Regions from separate parts of the Homo sapiens genome. Here region 1 is linked to region 2. Evidence: chromatin contacts called from ENCODE Hi-C or POLR2A ChIA-PET data. All regions are on one chromosome and are shown on one strand. Each heading gives the region's core, a stretch centred on a gene start or an enhancer-like site at or near the end of the contact. The rest is flanking DNA. Distances are from core to core; before and after follow the strand shown. Region 1 has its middle 30 kb from the start of FBP1. Region 2 holds the start of PCAT7 (prostate cancer associated transcript 7).

What was found. A loop is a pair of places that touch in the nucleus more often than their neighbours do. ChIA-PET counts read pairs that join two places held with the same protein, here RNA polymerase II (POLR2A). Pooled maps may share reads with other maps.
Region 1: a loop to region 2 is called in a map of PC-9, with 7 times the contacts of the local background. The contact joins the enhancer-like site here to the promoter of PCAT7 in region 2. A Hi-C loop is called at or near these places in 6 of 168 maps with a recorded cell type or tissue (Caco-2, HepG2, OCI-LY7 and 3 more) and 6 of 50 pooled maps. POLR2A ChIA-PET finds 5 or more read pairs at or near these places in 8 of 52 experiments (A549, BJ, Caco-2 and 4 more).

The regions. Positions count from the first base shown.
Region 1 is chr9:94,666,622-94,672,395 of GRCh38, forward strand. No RefSeq gene overlaps it. Among named protein-coding and RNA genes, the nearest start is that of FBP1, 30 kb to the left of the region's middle. RefSeq lists an enhancer at 2,479-2,618 and a silencer at 2,606-2,900. Within about 2 kb of position 2,775, at least 13 of the 41 ENCODE cell types and tissues checked have a DNase peak (open chromatin) inside an H3K27ac peak, as active enhancers do; they include PC-9, where a contact is called at or near this core.
Region 2 is chr9:94,552,602-94,558,377 of GRCh38, forward strand. PCAT7 (prostate cancer associated transcript 7) reads left to right here and starts at 2,482. Exons shown (of 3, transcript NR_121567.3): 1 at 2,482-2,744. LOC124902218 (a long non-coding RNA gene) reads right to left here and starts at 2,288. Exons shown (of 2, transcript XR_007061674.1): 1 at 1,958-2,288; 2 at 1-753. RefSeq lists enhancers at 694-1,356, 2,021-2,683.

The sequences.
Region 1 (5,774 bases), core at 1,525-4,024, 110 kb after region 2:
CTGTTGTTGTCAGCCGCTCTTGCAAAAAGCTGATGATGTGGCTGTTGAACAACCTGGGACCCTTGACCCTGCCATGACGTTTGTACCAATGTGGGTGTCTGGGTGACATTCAAAATTAAATAAATCAAACTTAAATTACCAAGTTCTAGACTCCAATGTCCAGGGAAATGCCACATTTTGCTGTGGGCGACAGAATTTTGCCCCCTCCACGCTTTTTGTCATAAGGGTCAAATAAACAGGATCATTGAACAGACAGAGTGGGCTCTGATGTGCTTCTCAGCTGGACACTGAACACGGGCAGTACTGTAGTGATGTCCCCAGGAGCGATTGTGCAGGAGTGAGGTGGGGCAGACGGCTTTTCCTGCTGGCTGCTGAGTTGGTGCCATATACATCTCTGCTGCCCGAGGCAGGAGTAACATTGAGCCAATACCATATCCTGTTGAATTTTGCCAAAATGAGAACGCACAGAATCCTCAGATGGTCAAGTGGGAGAAACAAAAAGAAAAATGTTCTGTCCTCCTACCTTGGTCTAATTATTTACTTTCTTTCTTTTTTTTTTTTTTTTTTTTTTTTTTGAGACGGAGTCTCAGTCTGTCGCCCAGGCTGGAGTACAGTGGTGTGATCTCAGCTCACTGCAAGCTCCGCCTCCCGGGTCCACGCCATTCTCCTGCCTCAGCCTCCCGAGTAGCTGGGACTACAGGCAACCGCCACCACGCCTGGCTAATTTTTGGTATTTTTAGTAGAGACGGCGTTTCACCGTGTCAGCCAGGATGGTCTCGATCTCCTGACCTCGTGATCCGCCCGCCTCGGCCTTCCAAAGTGCTGGGATTACAGGCATGAGCCACCGCGCCCGGCGATGTTTAGAGTTTTTTTAAAATCAGGTTACAAAATGGTGTAAGCCAAATTAAAATGTACAGAGAAACCAAAAGAGGACGGCAACATGCCTCAGTGAAATAGTGACTGCATCTGAGTAGCTGTTTTTTCTGTTTCTTCAGACTTTGCTGCACTTCCCCAATCCTCCATAATAGCAACAGCAGAAGCACAGCCTGTGGGGCTAGCCTTGCTTTAAGCATTAGCTGCTGTTATTCCCAGCGTTGTTACTCGTATCATCAAAAGTTGATAAACTGAAAGCTGAGAAAAAGACCAAAGGTTAGAGGGAAACATTTAGAAATGTGTTAGAGACTTGTTTTTAAAGAAACTTTTAATTTTGAACGAATTTTAGGTCTACACTGCAAAGATAATTTAGAGAGACCCTTCCCCCCGTCCCGGTTTCCCCAGTTGTGAACATCTTACATCACCGTAGTACATGTGTCAAAACTAGGAGATTACGACTGGTACATGACTTAACTAAACCCCAGACTTCGTTTGAAATTTACTTGTTTGGCTGGGCGTAGTGGCTCACACCTATAATCCCAGCACTTTGGGAGGCTGAGGCAGGTGGATCACTTGAGGTCGGGAGTTTGAGACCAGCCTGACCAACATGGAGAAACCCTGTCTCTACTAAAAATACAAAATTATCCCGGCGTGGTGGTGGGTGCCTGTAATCCCAGGTACTCAGGAGGCTGAGGCTTGAGAATCACTTGAACACAGGGGGCAGAGTTTGCAGTGAGCCGAGATGGCACCACTTCACTCCAGCCTAGGGGAAAGAGCTAAACTCTGTCTCAAAAAAAAAGAAAAAAGAAAAAAAAGAAAAGTAATTCACCTGTTTTTCCACTTAGGGACTCTTTCTGTTTTAGGAGGATGAGATTTTTGAATGTTAACTAATGTCCCCCTTTTTTTATATTTTAATTGTGAAACATACGTAGAAGTTCATAAAACAAAATGCACTATTTAAAGGAAAATGAAAAGTTCAAGGAATGGAATGATGCCAGTCTCCTGGTATCCTTTTTCTGACTCGCCACCCAGAGGTAATCATTACCCTGACTTTTATGGCAATAATATCCTTGCTTTTCTTGGTAGTGTTACTGTCCAGCTATAATCTCCTCAGTAAAGTAGTTGTGCCTGTTTTTGAACTTTATGTACATGAACGCATGCTGTATATTCTTTTGTTCAAGGTTATCTGGTTGTTGTGTGGTGTGTGTGTCTATGGCTCATTCATTTTCATTGCTGTGTGGTACTCGACTGAGATGCTCTTTGATATTTTCTCCTGCTCCCTGCCCTTCCCTAATCAAATAGACCTTCTGCCTCCATGTCCCAGGGATGGCAATATAACCACAGAAAATCAAATTAAAATTATTTATTATTATTTCAAAAGCCCACATCCTCACGGATTTAAACGAGATTTATAGCAGGATTTCTCAACCTCCACCCTATTGACGTTAGACCTAATAATTCATTTGTTGTGGGGATGTCCTGTTCAGTGCAGGATGTTTAGCAGCTTCCCTGGGCTCTACCACTAGGTGCCAGTAGCATCCACGGCCCTCCAGTTGTGAGAACCAAAATGTCTCCAGATATTATTGCCAAACATCCCCAGGGAGGCAAAGTCACCCCAGATGAGAGCCACTGTGAGAAGAAGGAAAGGAAAAAATCAGTTGGGGAAAATGCAGACTGCAGAAGCAACCTGCCTGAAAAGTTACAGCAACAGGCAAAAATGAAACAACCTTGGGGAAAAAAAAAAACAAAAAACCTCAGGCTGCACCTGCGCACAGATAAGCAACTTAGTGAGCTCCCAGGAAAAAAGTTTCTTCCCTTTTTTCAGGCATATATACGGTGGAAACTTGCACAGATGGGGAGGGGGCTTACCTAAAACAAACCCACAGTTAATACAAACTAGAAAAGCAGAATTCGTGATGGCCTAGAGACATACCCACGGCTGCGTAACAGAAGGGGAATTGCACAGACAGCTTTACTGATAAGAGAAGTGACTCAAACTGCTAGAGATAAGAGTTTCTGATAAAAGCTTTTGAACTCAGCTGTAACCCCGCAATCCACTCGGAATCCTCTCTCCTCTGCAGAGAGCGTTTTTTCTGTCACTTTTTTTTTCTTTTTCCTTTTTTTTTTTTTTTTTTTTTTGAGATGGAGTCTCTCTCTGTCGCCCAGGCTAGGGTGCAGTGCCGCAGTCTCGGCTCACTGCAAGCTCCGCCCCCCGGGCTCACGCCATTCTCCCGCGTCAGCCTCCCGAGTAGCTGGGACTACAGGCGCCCGCCACCTCGCCCGGCTAATTTTTTTGTTTTTGTTTTTGTATTTTCAGTAGAGACGGGGTTTCACTGTGTTAGCCAGGATGGTCTCGATCTCCTAACTTTGTGATCTGCCCTCCTCGGCCTCCCAAAGTGCTTTTTTTTTTTTTTTTTTTTTGGAGACAAGAGTCTCGCTCTGTTGCCCAGGCTGGAGTGCAGTGGTGCAATCTCGTCTCTACTCCAATAGAAATGTAATTGGTTTTTGTATATTGATCCTGTATCCTGCAAACTTGTACTTGTTACTAGCTCTAATAGGTTTTTTTGGTTTGTCTTTGTGTGTTCTTTGGATTTTCTATATACAAAACCATGTCATCTGCAGATGCAAAGAATTTTGCTTCTTCCTTACCAATCTGGGTTCCCTTTATTTCTTTTTCTTGACTAATTGTTCTGGTTTTATTTTTTTTTTAACAATTTTCTCTTAAGCTTCTCTTCTGCCAAGCCATGGAATCATGTTAGTAGTCAGTTTGGGATCTTCCCTGCTTTCCTGGAGTTGTGTCTAATTTTTTTTTTTTTTTTTTTTTTTTGAGGCAGAGTCTAGCTCTGTCGCCCAGGCTGGAGTGCAGTGGTGCGATCTCGGCGCACTGCAACCGCCGACTCCCGGGTTCAAGCGATTCCCCTGCCTCAGCCTCTGGAGTAGCTGGGATTACAGGCGCCTGCCACCATGCCCAGCTAATTTTTTGTATTTTTTAGTAGAGATGGGGGGCTGGGCGCGGTGGTTCACGCCTGTAATCCCAGCACTTTGGGAGGCTGAGGCGGGCGGATCAGCTGAAGTCAGGAGTTCGAGATCAGCCTGGGCAACACGGTGAAACCCCATCTCTACTAAAAATACAAAATCAGCCGGGCATGGTGACACATGCCTGTAATCCCAGCTACTCAGGAGGCTGAGGCAGGAAATCGCTTGAACCTGGGAGGCGGAGGATGTGGTGAGCCGAGATCGCGCCATTGCACTGCAGCCTGGGCAACAAGAGTAAATCTCCGTCTCACCAAAAAAAAACAAAGAAAACAAAAAAGGAAAGAAATTAAGAAAACAATCCAATTCAATTAACAATAACATCCAAAAGAATGAGATATTGAATAAATTTAACAAAAGAAATGTGAGTCTTGGCCGGGCATGGTGGCTCACACCTGTACTCCCAGCACTTTAGGTGGCCGAGGCAGGCGGATAACGAGGTCAGGAGATCAAGACCCTCCTGGTTAACACAGTGAAACCCCATCTCTACTGAAAATACAAAAAATTAGCCAATGGCCGGGCATGGTGGCTAACGCCTGTAATCCCAGCACTTTGGGAGGACGAGGCGGGCAGATCACAAGGTCAGGAGGTCGAGACCACGGTGAAACCCCGTCTCTACCAAAAATACAAAAAAAATTAGCCAGGCGCGGTGGCGGACGCCTGTAGTCCCAGCTACTTGGGAGGCTGAGGCAGGAGAATGGCGTGAACCTGGGAGGCAGAGCTTGCAGTGAGCCGAGATCGCGCCACTGCACTCCAGCCTGGGCGACAGAGCGAGACTCCATTTCAAAAGGAAAAATATTAGCCAAGCGTGGTGGCGGGCACCTGTAGTCCCAGCTACTCAGGAGGCTGAGGCTGGAGAATGGCGTGAACCCGGAAGGTGGAGTTTGCAGTGAGCCGAGATCGCACTACTGCACTCCAGCCTGGGCGACAGAGTGAGACTCCGTCTCAAAAAAGAAGAAAAAATCAAAAGTGTGAGTCTTGTTTACTGAAAACTATATAATATTTTTGGAAGAAACTAAAGAAGAATTAAATAGAAAGACATGCCATGTTCATAGATTGGAGGATAACATCATTAAGATGATAATCCTCCTCAAATTAGTCAACATAATCCCTAACAAAAGCCTACCTGCTTTCTATGCAGAAGTTGAAAAGTTGATCTTAAAATTCATATGGAAATGCAAGAGACCCAGAATACACAAAACAGGCCTGAAAAAGAACAAAGTAGAAAGACTCACATTTCCACTCCAAAGCTATAGTAATCAAGATGATGTGGTGCTATTGTAAGGATAGACATAGTGATAAATGGAATAAAATTGAGAGTCCAGAAATAAACCATTACTTTCAGGATTAATTGATTTTCAACAATGGTGATAAGACAATTCAATGAGGAAAGAAGAGTCTTTTAAAGTAAGGATGCTGGGGAAACCACACACATCCATATGCAAAATAAAAAAGTTGAACCCCCCACCTCACACCACATACAAAAAAAAATTCAAAATGTATCAAAGACCTAAATTACATTTAGAGCTAAAACTATAAAACTCTTAGAGAAAAATACAGATGTGAATCTTTGTGACTTTAACTTAGGCAATAGTGTCTTAGCTGTGGCACCAAAAGCACTAGCAATTAAAAATAAACAAATTGAACTTCATCAAAATTTTAAAATTTTGGCCAGGTATGGTGGCTCACGCCTGTAATCCTAGCACTTTGGGAAGCCAAGGCGGGTGGATCACCTGAGGTCAGGAGTTCAAGACCAGCCTGGTCAACATGGTGAAACCCTGTCTCTACTAAAAATACAAAAATTAGCCAGGTGTGGTGGCACACGCCTGTAATCCCAGCTACTTGGGAGGCTGAGGCAGGAAAATTGC
Region 2 (5,776 bases), core at 1,232-3,731:
TTTAAGGTCATTGCTTGGCATAAAGAAAACAAAAAGAGGAGAAACAAGAATAGAAACATCAAATAGAAGCAGCAGCAGCAAAAGAAAATGAAGAGGAACAAGAAGAAGAAAATACAGACTGGAAGAAAGGAAAAAGAACAGGTGCGTGAATTAGAAGGCCTATTATACCTTTTATCCTTTCCTCGATTCATGAAATTTGAGTTAAGTCCAAGAGTATCACAACAAAAAACAAGCGAAAAGATACACAAAAAGTCACCCCCTGAATTTTGTTAAGAATTAGACAATGCTGCCACTCATGCCTGGCTCAGGCGCCAGCAGGAGGAGGGCACCCTCCAGAGATTGCAGGACAAGGAGGAAGACTCCTCCTTACCCTACATGCACCTCCACCACTGCCACTGAGGCCCGCATTATAGCACCTTAAGGTTCGTCCCCACCCCAGGACAGGATGGGCAAGTGAGCGCTCCTACTCCCCTTCCCAGCCCCCAGACTTGCCGCTGCTACCAACGCTAGCGCCGATGCCAGTACAACCGCTGTTGCCCTCAATGCACCAGCCCACCCTACAAGGCTCCTATCACTTGGCCCCCACGGGTGCCCTCCTACCACTCTGGTCAAGCTGCAGTCTCTGTTGCTGCCACCAACCTCATGAGGCAAGCTGCAGAGCCACGCCATCTACAGGCTCCAGCATACCACAGGTGACTCCTCCTCCTCCTCCAGCCTGGCTGGGAGCAGTTGCGCAGGCAAAGCCAGAGAAACCTAGAACAGGATGCAGGGAGTGGAAGTGTTAGAGCTTCACCTTGTCACGCTGGCCACTGGGCGGCAGGGACCATTTCATTAAAGGCACTCACACCCACCTTCCAAAGTCCAGCCTCTCTTTCTGGCAAAAGCTGGCCAGGAACTGGGGCCTGGGCTGGGTGTGAGTGCCTTCACTGAAACCGGCTCCTGGCCAAGTCCAGCTGGCCAGGAATTGCTGGGCCCATCGGCACTGCGCTCTTCGGGGAGCCCGCGTAGGAGAAACTCAGACCCAGCCAGCCCTCTCCACCCAAGTGCTGGTTCCCATTCCTCACGCCTCCACCCACAGTGCCCTGTCCCCCTCCCTCCCCCGTGGTGCCCTCTATTCCCTGCCCGGTAGTCCCAGATGGTCTCCACAACACAGAGCGTGCGTGAGGGCGCGGGCCAGGGAACCACAGTGGGTGTGAGAGCCCTGCGGTGCTCAAGATTGCATGAGCACGAAGAGATCACCCTCTAGAGTCTGGAGTCCGGGAAGAGAAGAACTCCATCCTTCCATGGAGGCCACCAGAAAGAGGAAGGAGGCCACAGCTGTCGCTGCCGCTGCTGCCTCTGCAGCCCACCAACCCCACTGGCAGTATAGCCCCCGATAGCACCCCTAACCTGCCCCCTGTAACCCTGGGATAGCACACCCAACAGCTGCAGGCAATGTAACCAATACCCCCCCAAACCATCCCAACTCCTCGGCCGCAGGCAGTGTTAGCACCCGATAGTGCCCACCTGACGCAGCCACGGGTATTGCTGCACTAGACAGCGCCCCAAACCCGCCCCACCCTCACCCCGCCATGGGCAGTGCAGCTCCTGATAGCGCACCCCCAGTCACAGGCAGTGCAGCACCGGACCACGCCCTTAAACCACCCCCCACTGCCAGCATTGTAGCCCCAGATAACTCCACCCAACCCGCCCCTGCCACGGACAGTGCAGCAGAAGACAACGCCCCTAAGCCATCCACCGCCACTGGCAGTACACGTTAGTGTACACAACCTGCCTCTCCCGACCACCCCTGCCACCTCGGGCAGTGTAGCCCCCCATTCCACCACCAGCAATGCAACCCCAGAGAGTGCCCCCAAACAGTCCAATGCCACAGGCAGTGTAGCCTTTGGCAGTGAGCCCCTATAGTACACCCAACCCTTACCCCCAGAAGAGGGCAGTGCAGCCCTGGATAACTCACCTACCCTACCACATTTCTACCACTGTGGCCGAGCTGCGGTCTCTGATTTCACCACCAACCGCAGCGAGGCGAGCCGCGGAGGCGCAAGCTCCGGCTCCAGCCTCCAGCACGCGGCGGTGCCTCTTCTTTCTGTCTTCCAGCCCGGCAGGAGAAGCTCTCGCTGCTAGCCTCCCTCCTACCGCTCCGTCACCACCACCACCAACAGGGAGGGAGTGCCCCAGGCTCCAGGCTCCAAGCTCCAGGCTCCAGGGGGCGAAAAGTGACGGAGCCTTCCAGTTCTTTAAGCCGGGTACGTAGTAGCTCCCCACACCCACACATAAGTGCCAGAAATGACGCGCCGCTGCCTCAGCATGCTTTATATACTGAGGTTAGGAGACCCTGGACTACATGTTCTGATTGGATGAGAGAAAAACCTCTAGGCCTACTCTGATTGGACTTTATTTTCATGCTGTGATTGGTTGTCTTAAGACTTGCTCTCATCCAATCAGAACATGCAGTCTAGGAACCGGCATGCGCATAACCTCAGGATATAAATAATGCTGAAGCAGAGTTACGTTTTTTTTGTTGTTGTTTTTTTTGTTTTTGTTTTTTTAGGTTTCCGTGTGTTTCTATTGAGCTGCTCAGTGCCCGGCTTAGAAGACCAGGAAAAGGAGTCACAGGTCGTATGCTGGAGGCTTGAGCCGCGGCACCGTGGCGCGGCTCGCCTCGCTGCGGTTGGTGGTGGCGGTGGACATTGCAGCGCGGCTGGAGGGGTAGGAAGAAGAAGATAGTTTTGGGATAGATAGAGGTGGGTAAAGAGTGTGGTTAGTGCCAAAGGGAAAAAAGGATAGCGAGGAGGAGAAGGCGTTGCAAAAAGACGATGGGGAAAAGATGGTGGGGAAAAAAGTTTTTGGGTAGATGGAGGTGGAAAAACAGGGTGCAGAGAGGGAGGGAAGGAAGGTTTTGCAGAAAGACGGTGGGTAGAAAGTTTATGGGTGGATGAAGGGGGAAAAGAAGGTGGCAATTGGGAAGAGGAAAGAGTGGTGAGGGGGGGAAAATGGGCGAGCAGTAGGGAGAGAAGGTTTTGTGAAAAGATGGTGGGGAGAGAAGTTTTTGGGTAGAGGAGCAAAAGAAGATAGCAAGTGGGAGAAGGAAAAAGAGGGTAACCAGCGGGAGGAAGACAAGGTTTTGCGAAAAAACAGTGGCAGAAAAGAAAGATGGTGGAGAAAAGATGGTAGGTAAAAAGTGTTTGGGTAGATGGAGGAGGGAAAGAGGGTGACAAGGAGGAGGAGAAAAGAGGGTGGCGAGAGGGAGCAGGGAAAGAAGTTTGGGGAAAAGACGGGAAAATAGTTTGGGGTAGATGGAAGGCAAAAAGGAGGGTGGCAAGCAGTATAGGGGAGAGAAGAGAACGAGTGGGAAGCAGGGGCAGACTTTGTGAAAAGATGGGGAAATTTTGGGGGGTAGATGGGGAAAAGAGGGAGGTGAGCAGGAGTGGGGAAAAGGCTTTGAGAAAAGATGGTGGGGAAATGTTTTTGGGTAGATGGAGAAGGGAAGGAGAGTGGCAAGGAGGAGCCGGGGGAAAGACGATGAGGAAAACAGTTTTTGGGTAGATAAAGGGGGAAAAGAGGGTGGTGAGCAGCAGTAGGGAAAAGGCTTTGGGAAAAGACGGGGGAAAATGTTTTTGCTTATATGAAGGAGCAAAAGGGCGTGATGACAGCGGGAGGGGGAAAAAGAGGGTGGCCAGGGAGAAGGGGGAAAATACGGTGGGAAAAAAAATACGGTGGGAGAAAGTGTTTGGGTAGATGGATGGGGAAAAGCGTGGTGAGCGGGAGAGTAGAGAAGGCTTTGCGAAATGACGGTAGGGAGAAAACGGTGAAAAAGTTTGGGGTAGATGGAGGAAGAGAAAGGGTGGTGAGAGGGAGAGGGCCAAATGCGGTCAGGAAAAGAAGGTGGGGAAATGGTGGGGGACAAAGGTTTTGGGTAGATTTTTAAAAATAAGATTATTTGTATTTTCACTTTTGAGTAGTTTGAATTCTTTAGATGTTTTGTGTATTAACCTCTTGCCTGATGCATAGTTTGCAAATACTTTCTTCCATTCTCTGGGTTCTGTCTTCATTATACTGATTGCTTCCTCTGCTTTGGAAAAGGCTTTAAGTTTAACGTAATTACATCTTTGCTTTTGTTGCTTGTGCTGTTGATGTCTATTTGAAAATTCCTTGTCCTAACCAATTTCATGAAGCATTTTATCCTATGTTTTCTTCTCTGGTAGTTTCATAGTTTCAGGTCCTGCATTTAAATCTTTATTTTGAGTAGATTTTTGTATATGGTAAGGTAATGGCCTAGATGTATTCTTGTACATGTGGGTGTTGGGTTTTCCTGGTACAGTTTATTGAAGAGATTGTCCTTCCCGAATGTGTGTTCTTGGGGCCTTTGTTAAAAATGAGTTGACCGTAAACGCGTGAATTTATTTCTGATTTCTCTATTCTGTTTCACTTGTCTATGTCTGTCTGTCTCATTCGTTCATCTCTCTGTCTCTCCCCTGCCCCTTTTATTGATAGTACCATACTGTTTTGATAGTACCATGCTTACCATAGATTTGTAGTATATTTTGAAATCAGGTAGTGTGATGCCTCCAGCTTTTCTTTTTATTCCAGATTCTTTTGTCTATCTGAGGTATTTTGAACTTCCATGTTAATTTTAAGATTCTTTTTCTATTTAAATGAAGAATGTCTTGTAGTTGAACACAGATTGCATTGATTCTGTAGATCGCATTGGGTGATATAGATATTTTAACATTCTTCTAGTGCATGGACATGGGATATCTTTCCATTTACTTGTGTCTGCTTTAATATCTTTCATCTATGTTTTATGAAGTTTTCATTTTGGGAAAAGAAGAAAATCTTTGTTCCTTTTTGAGAAGGTGAAAATTTTTTGGTTGTGTAATAAGATTTTGCTGTGTCTGCTAAAGTTGCCAAGCCATGCTAGACTGAGGAACGATGTTGCGTACAGAATGACACTCAAGTTGAAATGTGTCTGTGGGCTGTATGCCCCACCCTGCCCAAGCTAAAGTGGGAAAGGAGAGCCTTGCTTCCTCCAGGGCCTTGCCTGGTCCCACCCGACACTGCCTTCCCCTAACCTAATGAATTACTGTAATAGATTTTTCCGTGTTGAATCATTCTTGAATTTCTAGGTTAAGCCTGACTTTCTCCTGATGCACCTTTGCTTTAAATACTTCTGGATTTGATTTGATTTGTCAATCTTTCATGAATGTCTTTCTTAGCCTCCAGGTCCATAGATATTCAGAGCAATTCTTCCTAAAACAAGATGAGATTTCAGATGCATAAGCCAACCCCTCCCCAGTCTTAACATAATTTGGACAAGTGACGAGTCATTTAACCAGTGTACACCAGTTAGTCCCTAGAATAGATTAAAACATTTCCCCAAAAACTGAAAATGCAAGGTTAAGAGGTTTAGAAAAGTAGTTAATTTCTAAATATTGACTCTGTTTCTGGCTTTAACAATAAGTGACCCCATTTTCCATTCAAACTGTGATTGGTCATCCAAATTATAGACTCTTAAGATAGGCTCAATCAGAAATTTCAGAATTTAATTGCCATGAGATTTCTAACTCAAGTTTATCCAAAATAAGACACAAATACTCTTCTAAGATATTAAGTTGGAAATTTACATGTGTTTGAGGGAGGTAATCACTACAGGATAAGACACTAGGTTCAAATTTCAAGCCAATCAAGACAATTTTTATTTTTTATTTTTTTAGATGGAATCTCACTCTGTCACCCAAGCTGGAGTGCAATGGCGCGATCTCGGCTCACTGCAAGC